2 separate regions of the Homo sapiens genome follow, and region 1 is linked to region 2. A link is an interaction called in ENCODE POLR2A ChIA-PET data of the cell type or tissue named here. Cell type or tissue: IMR-90. All regions are shown on one strand. Links, peaks and the distances in the headings refer to the core of each region. The heading gives the core; the rest is flanking DNA. Region 1 holds the start of PON2 (paraoxonase 2). Region 2 has its middle 45 kb from the start of COL1A2.

Evidence for each region. Peaks named below come from ENCODE experiments on the same cell type or tissue, not always from the same donor. Only the 100,000 strongest peaks of a DNase experiment are listed, where the experiment ranks them.
Region 1: POLR2A ChIA-PET joins it to region 2 with 13 read pairs; 2 of 35 experiments call an interaction of 5 or more read pairs at or near these places.

Annotation. Positions count from the first base shown.
Region 1 is chr7:95,431,450-95,440,099 of GRCh38, forward strand. It overlaps PON2 (paraoxonase 2), which reads right to left and starts at 3,579. Exons shown (of 9, transcript NM_000305.3): 1 at 3,429-3,579. The coding sequence starts at 3,502. RefSeq lists a silencer at 3,262-3,691 and an enhancer at 3,366-3,936. In IMR-90, for the core only: no CTCF peak of the experiment used is centred there; a DNase peak (open chromatin) is centred at 3,622; H3K4me3 peaks cover 1,171 bases; H3K27ac peaks cover 1,291 bases.
Region 2 is chr7:94,435,998-94,444,647 of GRCh38, forward strand. No RefSeq gene overlaps it. Among named protein-coding and RNA genes, the nearest start is that of COL1A2, 45 kb to the left of the region's middle. RefSeq lists a silencer at 179-228. In IMR-90, for the core only: a CTCF peak has its summit at 216 (motif pointing left); a DNase peak (open chromatin) is centred at 194; H3K27ac peaks cover 242 bases.

The sequences.
Region 1 (8,650 bases), core at 517-8,516, 1.0 Mb after region 2:
TTCTCTGTTGTCCAGGCTGGAGTCCAGTGGCTCAATCTTGGCTCACTGCAACCTCTACCTCTGGGGTTCAAGCAATTCTCCTGACTCAGCCTCCCAAGTAGCTGGGATTACAGGGATGCACCACCACACCTGGCTAATTTTTGTATTTTTATTAGAGACGGGGTTTCACCATGTTGGCCAGGCTGGTCTTGAACCCCTGACCTCTAGTGATCTGCCCGCCTCAGCCTCCCAAAGTGCTGGGATTACAGACGTGAGCCACTGTGTCCGGCCAAACATGCTCCTTTTTAAAACAGACTCAAAGGGTCACCAAATTCTGACAGAAGGCACTCGAACATATGATAAAATACAGGGTACCCAGTGATATTTTAATTTGAGATAAACAATGAATGATATTTTAGTATAATTATGTCCCAAATTCCACGCTTAATGCTAAAAGTATGGTATAAGTATTTCATGCTTATACTAAAAAAAAAAAAAAAAATCCATGTGAAATTCAAAGTTAACTGGGTAGCCTACATTTTTCTTTGCTAAATCCAGCCACCCACCACCTACCCCAACATTCTCACGTCAGCCCATTTGGGGCTCCACATATCCAATAAAGTTACCATTTTATAAAGTCACTGCCCATTAAAGTGCATCACAGTCACGTAAAGAAAAGGTGCATCAAATTGTAAAGTAGGCCGAGGGTGGTGGCTCATGTGTATAATCCTACCACTTTGGGAGGCTGAGGCAGGAGCATCACTTGAGGCTGGGAGTTTGAGATTAGCCTGGGCAACAAAGTGAGACCCTGTCTCTGCAAGAAATAAAAATACTAGCTGGGCATGGTAGCATGCATCTGTAGTCCCAGCTACTCAGGAGGCTGAGGAGGGAGGACTGCTTGTGCCTAGGTGTTTGAGATTGCAGTGAGCTTTGATGTACCACTGTACTCTGGCTTGGGCGGCAGAGCAAGACCTTGTGTCAAAATAAAAAACAAAGAAAAACAAAAAACAAACAAACAAAAACCTGTAAATAAACTATCAGGCATTCTGTCAATAAGTTTTATTTACTTTTTCTTTTTTTTTTAGATTTGCAGCTATAACTTTAAAACCTTAAGATTAGTGAGAAGGGGGAATATTTGACTGTTGAGAAAACTTCCAACTTGCAGAAAAACTGGTGGCTTACACATTAGTGACAACATAATAAGCTTGTGAATTTTGGTGGTCTTGCCTTTGAAATGGAGAGCAGGACAGATCATATACAAAGTCATCCAACTCATGAATGTTCTGTAGAGCACAATGGGCATTACCTAACATGAAAATTAAGGTCAACATGTCCATTTCCTACCCATAAGCGTTCTTTCCTCAAATCTCACTCCCATCTCAGCCACCACACGCTTCCTCTTTGCACTGCTTTATCAGTAGATGAAACTACAACCATGGGACAGTGGAGCTGTGGCACAAACTCTGGTAGCACCTTTGACTTCTCCCTCATCCCTGGGGTTCCAGAGTTTGGGTCCCTGTTATCCTCTCTGACCTACTGCAATACCTTAACCAGTTACCCCATGTCTGCTCTCTATTCTAGTAGTTCTCGACCTTGACTGCTCATTAGAATTATCAGGAATGTTTTTAAAAATAAAAAATGCCACTGCTACTGTCAGCCACTGTTCTTACATTATGCACTTCCTTATTTATCTATTTACCTGGGAACCCTGAAGCCAGCTTGCCAAACAATACATTATTCCATATCACATTTTAATTATAACGAAAAATCTCTGGTAGGTAGACACCATAGTTTATAAATTACCAACTCAAATTTTGTTTTTTATTTATTTATTTATTTATTTATTCATTTTGTAGAGGTGGGATCTTGCTATGTTGCCCAGGCCTGTCACTAACTCCTGGGCTCAAGCAATCTTCTGGCTTAGGCCTCCAACAGTGCTGGGATTACAGGTGTGAGCTGTAGATTCTGATCCAGAACAGCTGAATCAGAATCTTTGGTGGTGCCACTCAGACACCAGCCCTCCAGGAGATTCTAATGTACAGAGAACCATTGCTCTCCTCCAATCCCCCCTTCCAGGCTTATCTCTATAAAACACAACTAGTTATATTAAGTTCTTGTTGAAAAGCAAAACCCACCAATATTTCCCTTTTGAAGCACTATTGGGCCTATGAAAGTGGGGCCCCATTTTTCAACTTATATTTAATGGCCTCAAAACCTATCCTTCCCACCACCCTACTATTCTCATCTCCTGACTTTATGCTCCCTTCAAATTGGCCCATTTGCTAGTCTTCCAACTTCCCACCTTAGCCCCTTTGCTCCTGCTGCACTATACATTTGGCATGGGCCCCTTCATGCTCATATGTGTTGCACCCACCCTTCAAGGTCAGGTCGAATGTCTCTTCCTCCCTCTAGAACTCCACCCTCAGGGGATGGAATCTTTCCTCTTTAAGCCTATGCGGTTCATTTGTGTCTGTCCTTAGAACATCCTAATTTATACATTTACTGTATTTTAATTCTCTCTTCCCCTGTATCAAACTCCATAAGGGTCGTACTCTACTATAGAAGCCTAAGAGAGAACATTACACATAGCAGGTGCTCAGTCTTTCTGGAACTCTTTTGCATGAGGCCTATAAAATTTTGGTTGAGGCAGGGCAGAACAGCTCACACCTGTAATCCCAGCACTGTGGGGAGGCCTAGGCTGGAGGATTGCTTGAGTGCAAGAGTTAGGGAACAGCCTGGGCAATACAGCAAGACCCCATCTCTACAAAAAATAAAATAAACAAAAAACAAACGTTGAGTTGGTAATTTATAAACGATGATGTCTACCTACCAGAGATTTTCATTAAAACTAAAATGCGAGATGGAATAGTGTCTGCGCTGTCTGGCATTCTGGCTTCAGGCTTCCCTGGTGAATAAATAGGAAGTAAGAACAGTAGCTGAATATTTCAAGTGTCTTTGATCTACAGCTGAAGAGTTTCTCAAACTATGCAGAAATGGGTGGAGAACAACTTTATTAAAGACGGGTCTGGTTTGGGCAACAAGGAGAAACAGCACCAATGACCTGAAATAAATCTTCATAGTTAAGGTTTCAATGCATGAGTAGTCATTTTGTTTTCAATTTAAACCACTAGTTTGGCCCTTGGGTAATTGCAAAGCATTCTCTTGTCAGCCTAAGCAGAAGAGAACTTTGTTAGCAGCAAGGGCTTATAAACTTTCAAGAAAGTGTCGCGATTCACTCCAAACTTTGCTAGTTTTTTCACTAGAAGCGGAGAGTCGGGGTGATGGGGGTTCAACTAGCTGGGGGAGGGACAGCATTCAAAAATTCTCCACCCCCGGCCGCAGGGCCAGGTCCCGCAGGAATCCCTCCCCCAGCCTGCGCCCTCCCCGCACCACGCGGCCACCCCGAGCCTGGGGACCGCCGAGGAGGGGCGCGCGGGAGTCCCACCTACCTGAGTGCCAGAAGCCTCTCGCCCAGGAGCGCCAGCGCGATCCCCAGCAAGCCCACAGCCACCAGCCGCCCCATGGCGCGGGAGCCGGGCGCGCTGCCTCGCTCCGGCCTGGCCAGCAGCTCCGTGGGCGGTGCCATCTTCCCGGCTCGATGGTGCCGGCCGCGCTCCGCCCCGTCCTCCGCCTAGGCCGAGTCCCTGCGTCGGGGCCGCGGAGGCTCCGCCCTGGGCCTGGCCCTGGTCTTTGTCCTCACAAACCTATTTCCCCAGATACCTTCGGGACGGCCCGGACACGCCTTACATTAGGCTCATGATGTGAAACTTTGAATTCCTTCACTTCCTTTTTCAAACAACCCACCCGAAACCCTCTAGCAGCCCGCATACCTTTCTCGTTTCCCTAGTCTTCAAACACATTTCTCACTCGCTATTCCAGTGAGAAACTTACATAGAAAGCAGCTTTTGGGGATGGGGGTCGGTGGCCAAGGGAGGGAAAGTAACGGGATGCGTCGTGTAAATATTTCACGTTGGAATCACTACTTTTTATAACAGGACGTAGTTGCGAATAAATAAACATCCTGTGCCTCGTAATACTTTTTTTTTTTTTTTTTAACAGGGTCTCGCTGTGTTGCCTAGGCTGGAGTACATTGGCACAATCATAGCTCACTGCAGTCTGGACCTCCCGGACTCAAGGGACCCTCCAGCCTCAGCCTCCTGAGTAGCTGGGACCGCAGGCACGTACCGTTACACCTAGCTAAGTGTGTGTAAGTTGTGTGTGTGTCTGTGTGTGTGTGTGTGGAGACCGAGTCTTGCTGTGTTGCCCAGGTTGGTCTCAAACTCCTGGACTCAAGCCATCCTCCTGCCTCAGCCTCCCAAAGTGCTAGAATTACAGGAATGAGCCACCATGCCCAGCCTCTATTAATACTTCCAGACTACAGACTTAAGGACTTAGACACGTCTTTTTCATCCAAACTCAAAGGGAAGAAGTGTAGTTTTTTTCTTTTCCGTTTTTACTCTAACAACCGTAACATGAAGGAATAATTTAAAATACAATTTTAAAAGTAAAATGAAATTTACCCATCAAGATTGATACCATTACAATAAATGAGTACATCTGAAATAAGCTTCTAATGGTTTTCGGTATTTAATTGCCACCCTACAATATGTAGGCAGAAATGGTCACACTTGACAATTTTCAACAAATATCAGTTTTATAAAGAACCAGTAAATAAAAGTGGATGCCAATTTCCCACCTGCCTCTCACCAAAAAAAAAAAAAAAAAAAAAAAGCACAAACACCTCTCTCCCTGTGTGTGTGTGTATCTCTGCTTCAGTCCTAAGGATATTGGATTATACTGGATGGTAGAAAGAGAAGTAAAAAGTTGTCCTTTGAAAGCCCATGAGGCATTACCTTTTTTGTGTCGTGGACCCTTCTGGCAGTGGTGAGCCTGTGGATAACTTCTTAGAATAATGTTTATAAATGCTTACAATAAAATGCATAAATTTTCTCTGTGCGGTTCATGAAAAAAAGAAAGAAGAAAAAAAAATTTTAAATAAATGAATAAAATGTATAGATTGCAAAGAAAATCAATTACATTGTAAGGAAAAAAAATAGCTGAGAGCAGTCTGAGCTTTGTGAGGTATGCAAAATTTATCAGGCCCAGAGCGACATGAGTATGGGACTTCAGTCACGCCCCAATACCCATGCCTGGGGACAGTTGTTTAAAGACATTTTGTTCCCGAGTAGCTGTCCCACCCATTATCTTCATATTCCTGGAATTTATGATACAAAGAACAAAGTATAACCAATCCACAGCTTATGTTATTTTAACGCAAGGAATTTAGGAACTGCCTCTTCCTTCCCCTTAAAAATCTATGTGTAACTGCTGCTAATCAGAGTGTATATTTAGGGAAACTTGAATCTATACTCCTGGGTTGCAGTACTCAAACTTGGCCCAAATAAACTCTCTACTTACATTAATTTTGCCTTAGCTTTAAAATTAAAGGTCAACAATTGAAATGTAATTGTTAAAATATCTAAAACATAATTTTTTGCTATAGTAATGTGGTAATGTAATGTGTGCAACATTATTTAACATATTAAATAACAAGATCTAGCAACATTCTTTTAAATAAAGAGGAGTGCAAATGTTCTTTCATGATACTGAAAACAACTATAATGAAATAATGAAAATAACTGTTATTTCCATTAGTAACAGTCACAAGTACTGCAAATGCTTCTGAGGTTTGTCTGCTAGTTTTGTAATTGAAGAAAATGCTAAATTCCATTTGAAATCAAGATTTTTTTTTTCTTATCCAAGGTCATTAATTCCTCTGAACTATCAATGGACCACTGGGTTAAGAACTCTGACATAGGCTAAGGCTATGACTGTTTAGAGAAGGGTGGAATCTCCTTTCTAGGACTATTTTTGGTGTCAATTATTGAGGAAGAGAAGAGCCTCAGATACAAAATCAGAATTTAGGCCTGGCAAGGTAGCTCTTGCCTATAATCTCAGCACTTTGAAAGGCCCAGGTGGGAGGATCACTTGAAGCGGGGAGTTCAAGACCATTGTGGGCAACATAGGGAGAACCCATCTCTACAAAAAAAAAATTAAAATTAACAAAAAAAAAAAATTAAAGAATCAGAATTTAGAAGAAAGACCTAAAGCAGAGGGCCTTGGACTATTGTCTGGGCTTCTCTCTTAATCTCTTAGGCCCCAAGGGAAGTACATACAACTATGCCTCATGGATTCTGGGTCAGGAGCCAGGCTACCGTGTCTTTCCACAAGTTCCGCAAAATGAGGAAACCACATAGATGGCAAATAAGAATATCCAAGTATATGCTATTCTCTGTCTATTTCCCTTTTGCTATTCCCAATTTTTTAAAAAGAAAAAAGTCATGTTCTTAATAGTCATGTTCTTCAACCTGGTTCCAGGTGACATTAAAGGGTTGGAGGTCTACATCTTTTAGGCTAGTCTCAGGATAGCAAAAACAACAACAACAACCAAAACCAGCTTTTGTGCTGACTTTCCTTTCTTCCCTGGCCCATGGTAGGCGTCACTAATTGATTTTGGCAAAGTGTCTCATCACACCCAGACTTGTCCTCACAATTTTTTAAAACAACAACGAAAGGGAAATAAGAATCCCTGAGCTAGGGAACAGATTTCAGTTCAGGATGAAACCTGTTTGCCATCTTGGTGCTGGGTGGTCAGGAGGAACAACACCTTGGGATTTAGCATGGAAGCATTTGTGATAATGAGCCAGGACTTTCAAGTCCACCAAAACCTACCTAAGCTCACCCTCAGAGAATCAAGAGAAATGGAAACCTTATTTTAACTTTATTAACATGACCAGTGAGTTCCCCCAATAATCTGTGTGAGGAATCTTCTACCCCCATATTCTTTCTCTTTCTGAATGTTGCGGTTGAAGCAACTTTTGCAGAAGTAGTATCCATCTTTACCCCCAGCCCCACCACCATGCTAGGGCTGGAATTGTCATTCCTCACATGGGGATGGAGATGAGACGTATTTTCTAATTTGGAAATCAGAAACCATTGTAAGAATGTTATAGTGGTTGTTACATTGTATAGTATAGTTTAGCTGTCTTTTGAGATAACTAGGATGTATAGGCCACACCAAGAACATAACCCCTGGTTTACGTTTGTTTCCTGGGGAAAGTGGTTTCTGACTACCAAATAACCAAGTTACTCAATACAAAACAAACTTGTTCTGGAACTTGCTTGTGTGCTGGCAACTCCTTATACTTGGTATGAAACAGTATTTCTCAAATAATGACTTCTGACTTATTTAGTGGTTATTAAGTGGTTTTTTAAGCAAAATTTCAGAAATAATAATACCTTTTATCAGTGCTTCTCAAACTATGTGCAGTGAAGGACAGGTTTTTCTTGGCCTTTGTAAAATGCAATGAAAATGACTTACTGGAAGAGGAAGTAAAAAAACCAGACATACAAAATACAAGCCCAAATCTTTTATTATTTGGTTCAACAGACATAAAATTACTTTGTCAAATTTCTGTAACAGTTTCTAAATGCTTACTTTCAATTTTTTATACTTAACTAGCCATGGACCAGAAACAAAGAGTTCACAGACTGAAATGGTCCCTGGAGCACACTGCCTTTCATAATTGTACTTTTAACTCTTTAAAGTTCTTTGCAGTGTATTCTTAATTGTAACGCTCACAGTAATTTGTGAAATAGGTGACTCGTGATTATTGTAATTTTATATAATATGTGACAGGGAGTTCGGCCCTCCATATTCCTTTTATCCCTTCTTCTCCTTACTTCTGTTTTAAAAAGGGAACAAAAATGCATTGAAGGGATGCTATCAAAGATGGTTATTATCAGCAAAAGAAAGATTTGCCTTGTAGATGCCTCACTCCGTGGCTTCTCAAAGAGTAAAGGAAACCTCCCCACAGCCAGGCCGTTTTCTGAGAATTCCAACATATTAAAAAGTGAAGAAATGGCATAACAGAAACATAAAGTTTTTTTTTAATATTTATGTTCAACAAATTAACATCTTCAAATAATAGGTTGAATGATATTAACTTGTTTGTAGAGGTCAAATTCATAAACAGAGATAAAATACAATGTAATGTGCTAGTTACAAAATAATTATGCAATTCATAAAAAATATTTATTCCTGGTTTGCTATAGGAAGAGTGGTCCAGTCATGGAACTCAAGTTTAAAATGAATGAGTTTTTTCAGTTGTGTCACTGTATCTTTGTGATGTATGAATAAATGAATTGTGAGATAATGTTGAAAGTCAACATTTAGGGCTCTTTGTAAACTTCACGTCTAGGCCAGTTGGCTTGCCTGTCCCCATGAGACCCAAGCCTATTTATTTGGAGAGCTATAGGCTTTGCTGCCTCTCTTCCAGGAGCCATTGAACCCTGGGGAAGAGGACAGAGAGGAAGAAAACACTGGGAGAAAAGAGGGGAGCAGGAAGAGAAAGATACAAAAACTCCCCAACCTCCATGTGAGGCTGACTTTGGATGGGCTGAACTCTATGGAAAAAGTAAAGACATGTTACATCCTCTTCTAGGAAATGCATGCACGTTTTCCATTGTCCAAAGCAGCATTGTTTGTAGTTCTCCATGAATGAACCGTACGTTCTACTCCTTTTAGAAGCCTTAATGAAACAGGCTTAATGAAGGGGTCTGCTGAAGTAACAACTACAGGTATAATTTATTGAGCACTTCTTATTCCACA
Region 2 (8,650 bases), core at 166-8,165:
CTATCAAAGTGAACATATTTTTGTAGTGTAGTATTGCTCTTGGTGTCCAATGGCTTAATTAACAACAATAATGATGAAATAAAACTTAAACAACATCTTTAAAATGGAATCTATTAATGCTAGGCAGAGTAAGAACACCTAGTGCCAAGTGGATGGACCTTTCTATCGCTACAATATGTCAATTCGAGTTCAATGCTCCCCCTGCTGGCTGGATAACAGAACACCTCAGTCCTTTAACAGTGCCGCGGGCATACCATTGGAGAATGAAAATTCCAATTTAAGGGGAGAAAATAGAACAGCTTCCTGTGCTTATATCCTGTTAACTCCAGACACACAGCCTTCTCCTCAACTTCCACAGGGGTCTACCTTCATGTTCTCAGTACTCCCTATTTTACTTTCCCTCTCTGATCTATCTTTAATATTTCTCCCATGGAGCCAATAAGTGGAAGCCACAAAGAAACAAACATAATCTCAAAGAATGAACTTTTGGATGAGTAGAGCTGTCCGATGCTACAAATATTGCCCCGAGATAAAGTGAGCACCTTTGAGGATTTAAGTAAAGGGTGAGTGGATTATATGGAACAGAGACAAGAGGGTGTGATAGAAAAGAACCAGTGTTTAGGAATCCAGAGCTATTTGGATTTGTATGCTGTCCACCATTTCCTAATCTATTAAATGGGGATGATAATAACACTATGCACGGGACTGTAAGGTTCAGAGATATGAATGCATAGCAGCTTGCAAGGTTGGCAGGACGTAAGCACTCGGGAGCATTAGAACCATCACTATCATTATCCCCTCGAGCCTGAATCCTCCCTAAAAGCCTTTAATTCCATCACCAAGAAAAGTAACCACCTTTTCACAAGTACTATCTTCTCTAACAACAGTGGCCTAAAATGATAGCGCATCTACAATTCAATTATACTGCAATTTCCCTTACCACAGATAGCTTCCAGCAAAGTCTCAAATACTCATAATTTGGTGAGTCCTTCTCCACAACCCAATAGAAAATCATCCAGTTTTTATTAAAAGCATAAAAATCTCTCCAATTTTTTGCAAAAGTAAACCCACAATTCCACCTTCACAGTCATAAAATAAAATTGCTGACAAAAGGAACAAATTTGCATTTAATATTTAGCTGGTCTCTGCCTTATGCCTTTAGAAGTGTGTCCAATTTTGAAAAAAAAAAAAAAAAAGAAGGTTTCTAAGCTTAAAAATGGCTACTTTGCTTACTTGGAAGCCAGTTCTTCAACACAAATGGACTATAACTCATACATGTTAAATTTGCCAAACCTCTGACACTTAATTTTTACTTGATTTTCTAAAACCGTGTGGCCGGCTGTAAAAATTCTAACTCAAGAGTTTATCAGCATAAGAAATAATCACAATTATTAATGTCCTCAGAGAAATTTCTTGCCCTACATGAATTTACTAAAGGGCTTTAAACATATTAAATCACCTATTACTGCCAGTGCTTTGAGTGTTTATGAGTCATATTATAAGTGGATCCACTTCAAAGAAACATAGAAGCAGCTTTGATTATAGATATTTTCAAAATGGTTTTTTTAACACTGATTATAGATCTACTTTCCCTTATAATACAGAAGTTTGAAATCATTTCTAAAAGTTTATCAATATAACTAGAGTTTCCAACTGCTACTTTGTTCATCATGATAAGGTTTGTTCCTAATGAAAATAATTTTAAAAAAAAACCGTTCTCAGATAGCATCTAGAAAATTGCCCATTTAACAATTTCTCTGAGTTATTCACAACAAATACATACTTTTATTTACAACTGGGAATGCTTTTAAAAATATAGTGAATTTATGGTCAGTTTTAACCTCCACATGTTTTCTTAGACTTTCTTCCACTAAAATATCACAATAAATGGTCACCTTGACACCATAAATTATAAAAAGAGCTTTGCTTTCCTTCTCTCAAACTTGGGAGGGCTATGTATCAAAAACAGAACAAAGTCCACTAAATCTTTTGAACCATTGAAAAGAGAAAGACAAATCAATGACAAAAATGATGTGCCTTCTCACCAATACACAAATTAAACTGCGTATTTTGTAGGATGTATAGGGTTATTGGTCTTTTTATTATCACTTTTGTGAGGTATCTGCCAAGTAAGTCTAATTCAGTAAAATAGATTGATACATTGGGAAAAAATCTCTAGTCTGCATTCTGGGTTGGGAAGAAAATCATGCAGACTGTTTAGTCAACCTTTACCACTCGTTATTTTTATCTAATTGGTCTGAAATATTATTTAAAACTCCCTCGGTGATTGCAATTTGCAGGAAGTCTTGAGGAAAACTGTATGAGACTAAAGCCACAAGGTTCTGAAACCCTCCCTTAAAGTCAATGGCAAAGTTGGAAGTCTGTGCCTATGTGCCTTTTTCTAGGAAGACAAAGTATATTGTACTTCTCTAAGTTTTTCCAGATCCCACACAATATTTACCAAACCAGAATTGCTAGGGGTGGACCCAAGATATTTCTATATTTAATTAGTACACCAAGGTGGTTCCCATGTACTCTCAGAGTTTGAGAACCACTGGTTTATTAACATCATCATATTTTTAGGTGATTCTGTATCCCTCTCCCCAAAATGTTTAGGACTACAGCTTTCAAATAGTGGGCTCTTTAAGCTGTTTTAAAAAGAACATGTAATGGCTCATTGAACATGTGAGCAATTAATTTGGGAACAGTTACAATATTACAAATGTGATTACTTATTGCAAACCCAATTAATCCAGTCAGGAAGAATGTTAATTACAAAGGAGTGTGGAAATTAGCATGAGTACATGACTAAATGCCTAAAATCTGACCTATTATATTGTCTGTCAGGTAATTTATTTCAAAAATACTTCCACAGGAGGTTTTATGTATATATGTGCATGAGGGCTATAAAGTAACATTAATCCACACTCCAGGGCTGATTGAGTAATCTTGGACATATCCTAATTAGGAAAATCCATAGCTTTAGAATTGGCTATTCTGGCATTTCAAATATCATTATTAAAATCTACACCAGAAGGTGTGTTAATTAGCATAAAAGATGTCAATAATAATTTTTCATAGTTGAAATATGGTCTTGAAGATATATGGAGAACTAATAAATATTTAACATAATGAAACTTAGGCTAAATCTTGTTCTACTTGTGACATACTACTTGGTAGCAAGATTGACAAGGAAAGACATATAGTCCTATCTATCTTCAATCACCAGAGATGACTTATATTTACCAAAAACTCTTGAATTACTCAATTAGCTCAGATCACTTCAAAAGATGACTCTAAAAAATGGAAAAATGGTAAAAGATGGCTAAGAAAATGACACACAAAGCAAAACTGTACTGAATTAATTTAAAAAGCGAAATGAAATAATGCTGAAAACAATAACTGCATTTCTCTAATGAGCAATGGAATATCAATAAAAATGAATCCAGATATAATAGAAAGCAATCGGGAAGGATGCCAAAGTTCCAAAGAAATCATCTCTCTTTCTATGGGAGCAGCCAAGATTTACTAGGTGCTTTTATGGCCCTTCCCCTCTGGGCATAACTGAAAAGCTAGAGGAAGAGCCTTAGCCAAGCTGAGCCACTCAACTCCTCTCTTTTGAAAATTTAAAAGTTGTAGTGGAGAATGGCAAGGAATAATGGAGGCATGACAATGACAGCACTCTACAGACGACTGTGAACTTTTGCAGATGAGGTCACAAAACAGTACTAGATTTTTGGTTGTTCTTTCAATTATGAAATAATCCAGTATCCTTCTACTAACTTTCCTTTTTGCTTAAGTTAGAGAAAGTTAATTTCTGTTATATAAAACAAAAACAGTTTCAACTAATATACCTAGTAAACAGGACATGGCAAAAATGGAGGAATACAGGACCATCTTAAAGTAGAAATAAGAGTCACAATTTTGAATAGTCTTAAAAAGTACCCAGATAAAGAACATTGTTGGAACACAATTCATGGATGTTTGGCATTTCTGCATGTTTTGCAAGCAGAGACACTGATGACCTTCGTTCTGAAATATCTGTTCAAGGATGTTTGTATAATGATAGTGTGCAACCTTGGAAGAGAGAGTTAATGTCTCCCTTCAGAGGAGAGGTTACTGTCCACTATAATCAAGATAATAGCTCCCTGCAGGGCAAATGTCAAGCAGGTTTGCTCCCAGCCCATTGTAGTTTTGGGTTCCATTTGTTGGTGTTTCTCAATTGCAACACATCCATTTGGATTGCTCTGCATTTTCCCCAAGGGACTTGGGGAAAGGGGGCCTGAAGCAAATATAAAGCTTTTAGTTCCTTGCCTTGCTGGAACAAAGTCTTTCGTCTCTGACCCAGAAGCTGCATGCCTTCCGCCAGCATCTATTAAACTGTGGCCGGCTAACATCTTAGCTTTAAAGTAGAGAAAATTCCAGATCCTTCAGAGTTCTTGACAAACATTTCAAAGAAGAATTTATAACAGAATGAAGCTGCATCCGTTCTGTATTCTTGTCTTTCAAGTTGCCTAGCAACTAGTTGGTCACCACTGATCTGACAATCTGCAGTAATGAACAACCACGCTATATAGAAAAGTGTAATTGAACTACATGCTTCTAGATGGCAGATTGTCTGATTCATCTCTGTATCTCTATCACCTAGCCCAGTAATACAGACTCCAGACTTCGTGATTTTATTGTTGCAGGACTTTTCCTTAGTTTAGCTAATGACAGGGTTCTTTGTTCCATGGCCACAAAAATTCAGGCTTGCAGATAGTTTGAATGGTGAGTAAGACAGGGTTTTACTGGGTGAAAAAAGAAGAAAAGGGGAAACGGGGACTCTCCCTAGGCCAGAGTCCCTGCTAGAGTACTTCTCGCCTGGTCATTTGAATTCCAGGTTCCAGATAGGAAGAGGAGGGGCCAGACTACTCCCCTCTGCAAACAGCGTGAACTTCCGTGTCTCCACCCAATGCACATTCCTCCTGGTGTGCAGGCTGGTTGGAGTTTTTCCAGGGACCCTCTCCCACCTGGCTATCTCATTATGTTGAACAATTATTAAACAAAAGAGGAAACTATAAAAATGACTGCTGGAATATGTATAGAGTTGTAGTAACTAAGATAGTCCAAAATCTGTATCATAGGTACTTTACCTTATAATCATCTTGTATCTTCAGGTTTATTTAAGCAAAACGAACAGAGATCCAGTCAAGGAAGCTCAGGTGACAGGGACATACATAGAGAAATAAGAGCAAGAAAGGTAACAGACTACTGAAATTGGAGCTGCAACGTGGCTGCTCCTTTATTTATTTATTTTTTTAGAGGCAGGGTCTTGCTATGTTGCCCAGGCTGAAATACAGTGGCTATTCATGGTGCCATCATAGCACACTGTGGCCTCGAATTCCTGGGCTCAAACAATCCTCCTGCCTCAGCCTCCCAAGTGGCTGGGACTACAGGCTCACACCACCATGACAGGCTTGGCTCTCTATTTAAGATGGCTTCAGAGATCTCAGGAGCAGGAGTTTGTGACTTTTTCAACTCTTTCCTCTACAGCTTCACCACTAATCTGGTTCATTCACATTCTGCATGTTTTTTTCATATCTGCTATTAATTGGCTTTCATCATTATTATTATTTGATTTCTAAGAGAGAGATTCTGATATAGTTCATAAATCTCTAGACAGCCTAGTAAGTGCTGACATTTGGGTAGGTATCCCATCATGAGAGTCGTGTGATATAAAACATAGCCACCTAGACATCAGAAGCTCTGCGTGGGCAATTTTTAAAGGGGGCAAGGGTATGAAAGACCATAAATAACATCTCTATTACAAACTGCATCACAAAAGTTGTAATGTTTTATAACTTTTCTCAATAAAACAGAAACTTAATTTAATTCAAATACTTTGTATTTGAATGCCTGCTTTGTATCTACCCATCTCACACTCTTCCTAGCACTCCTTTCTCCTTGAAAATATATATGTTGGTCAGGCCTGGTGGCTCACACCTATAATCCCAGCACTTTGGGAGGCCGAAGCAAAAGGATCACTTAAGCCCAGGAGCTTGAGACCAGCCTAGGCAACATAGTGAGACCCTGTCTCTACACAAATTTAAAAATTAGCCAGGTATGATGGTGTGCACCTGTACTCACAGCTACTACAGAGGATAAGGCAGGAGGATTGCTTGAGCCCAGGAGGTAGAGGCTGCAGTGATCATACCACTGCATCTCAGCCAGGGTGACAGAGTGAGACTCTATCTCAAAAAAAGAAAAGAAAAAAAAAAAAATATATATATATATATGCTTCTTCATGCAATTTGAGCATTTTGTTTTTAGATAAAGACTTAGAAAGAGTTCTTAGACATCATTTTTTAATGCTTGTACAGAAAAAAAGAGGGGTTGGGGGAGACAAAGAACATCAATAACAAAAAACAAAAGTTCATTAAAATGCACAAAAAATGTCCAGTTACTTTAGAAATTAAAGAAACACGAAGTTAAAAAGCTCACTTCATCTCTGGCTGTTTCTTTTCAAAATAATAGGTTGATAAGAGTTTAGACAAAAGATCACTCTCATCTACAGTTGATGTGGTATAAATTGGTACAAAATTTCTAGAGAGAAATTTATCGGTATGTATCAAAAGCCTTAAAAATGTTTATATCTTGGACAAGGAATGAATGCTAATAAATTAATATTTGATTTTTCTAAAGACTTTGACCCAGTAGAGTCCATATGAAGGCTTCTCATAAAGCTGTGAGACTCAAGTTTTCTCTCCACTGCACAAATCAGAACAGCACGTAGCTGTCCCCCAATGCAGCTGTCTGGGGCAACCTAAACTTGGAGGGAGAGCTGTGTGGGTCTGAGGAACAAGCACGTGAATCACAGAAGTCTTCTAACTTTGGGAAATGCCATGGCTATTTGCAGCGCAAAGCTGACAGAAGGAACTAGAGCACTGCAGCTCTCAAAAAGCCACACAAATACACTCTTTGAACTGGTTCACATGACTATGTGCAAATCCAACCCTCTGAACAGGTGTCATGGAAAGGTGTCTGCAAAAAACACCAAAAGGTTATTTTTCTAAAATCCCGTTTTATTGCCTTCTCTTCCAGTGAAGGCAACCCCCAGCTGGTTATTGGGAAGTCACATCCCCCTTCTTCCTATATCTTAGCATGGGAGTGATAAAATTGCCTGAAAGAAAGACACTACAATAGCATTAAGTCCATGTGCAAATATAATGACTGACCCTCATATCATATCTCAAGCGCAACAGTTGTCATAGCTTTATTTATAACAAAACATTGGAAATTAACCAAATGTCTAATAATAGTGGATTGGTTTAAGTAGATATGGTGCATCCATTTGATGGATTGCAATCCAGTATTTTAAATGTTCTCAAAATATACTTATAGAAGAAAATTAATAGCTATTTGCTAAAATAAACAAGTATAGATTACAGGGGAGTTGCATCCCATGCAGGAAGTTAGGTTTTAAAACCAGCACATAATGGAGAAAAAGTTTTGCATAATCAACATTACCCTTGAAAATCTCTAGGTTGAAGACCAAATACCATAACTTCCACACAGTTTTTCTTTTAGTATTAGAATACATGGCTGTTTCTGTGATTGTGCATGAAAGTTGTTGGCCTGAGTATAGACCATGTTATAAGAAAAATATGTATTTTTGCCATCAGAATCATAGTCACTGTAGCAAGTTGCACACACCATGTGAGACACACAGAAACTGGAATTGACTAAGAAAAAAGAAATTCCTATCCCCCATCTCATGCTTATTCCAAAGCATATATTCATGAGCTAAATGAAGAGAAATTTTAAAAATTTAATTAAATTATTGTCTGTCTCACACACAGAGAGAGTAAAATTCATCTAAGTTAATGTGTGCAGTGATTATCCATGTAAATCATTACATACAAGTTCAAGTTTGCTTAAAAATTTTTATTTTTTACAGATATGCATAAAAATTCAGAAAGGATGTATGTAAAAATATTAATAACCATTATCTCTAGTGAGGTGATGCATATTGCCAGGGTTTTTTCTTTAATCTGTCTGCATTTTTCAAAAAAACATAAACATATATTACTTTCATTATCAGAAGAAACTAGGATTATTTTTAACTAGCATTCACAAAACATAGATGGTATATTTAAAACTAAGCTTTATTGTATTATGAATGCAGGCTACATGTAGAACAATATATAGTTTTGATGTACAATTTCTGATTCAAATGAACAAGCACTTTGTTAAATTACTGCTAAACATTACGGAAACATGAGAACACATTATGACGCAGTATGTTTCAATCAACAAAATTTTATTCGTCTCCCTTGGTAAAGCAGTGTTATTAGGGACTATTGAACAGAACACGGAGACAGCCTCCTTATATTGAACTGGTTGTTAAAATACACCTGTCAAGGAAAAAAAGGTTCTGTCTAGATATGGATTATATAAATATACATAAAAAAATCTTTAGAAAATTGCCCTAGGAGGTCCTTTCTGAGTGTTTAGACATTCCTAATCTTTCGTGCTTCCGTGATATATTGTTAAAATATCTATTACAGCAATATTTTCTCTGCTTCATTCTCAAAAGATGCAGAGATGCATTCAGGTAATGAGGGAAATTTGTTACTGAAACACATATATCACTCTAGTAAGCCTGTTT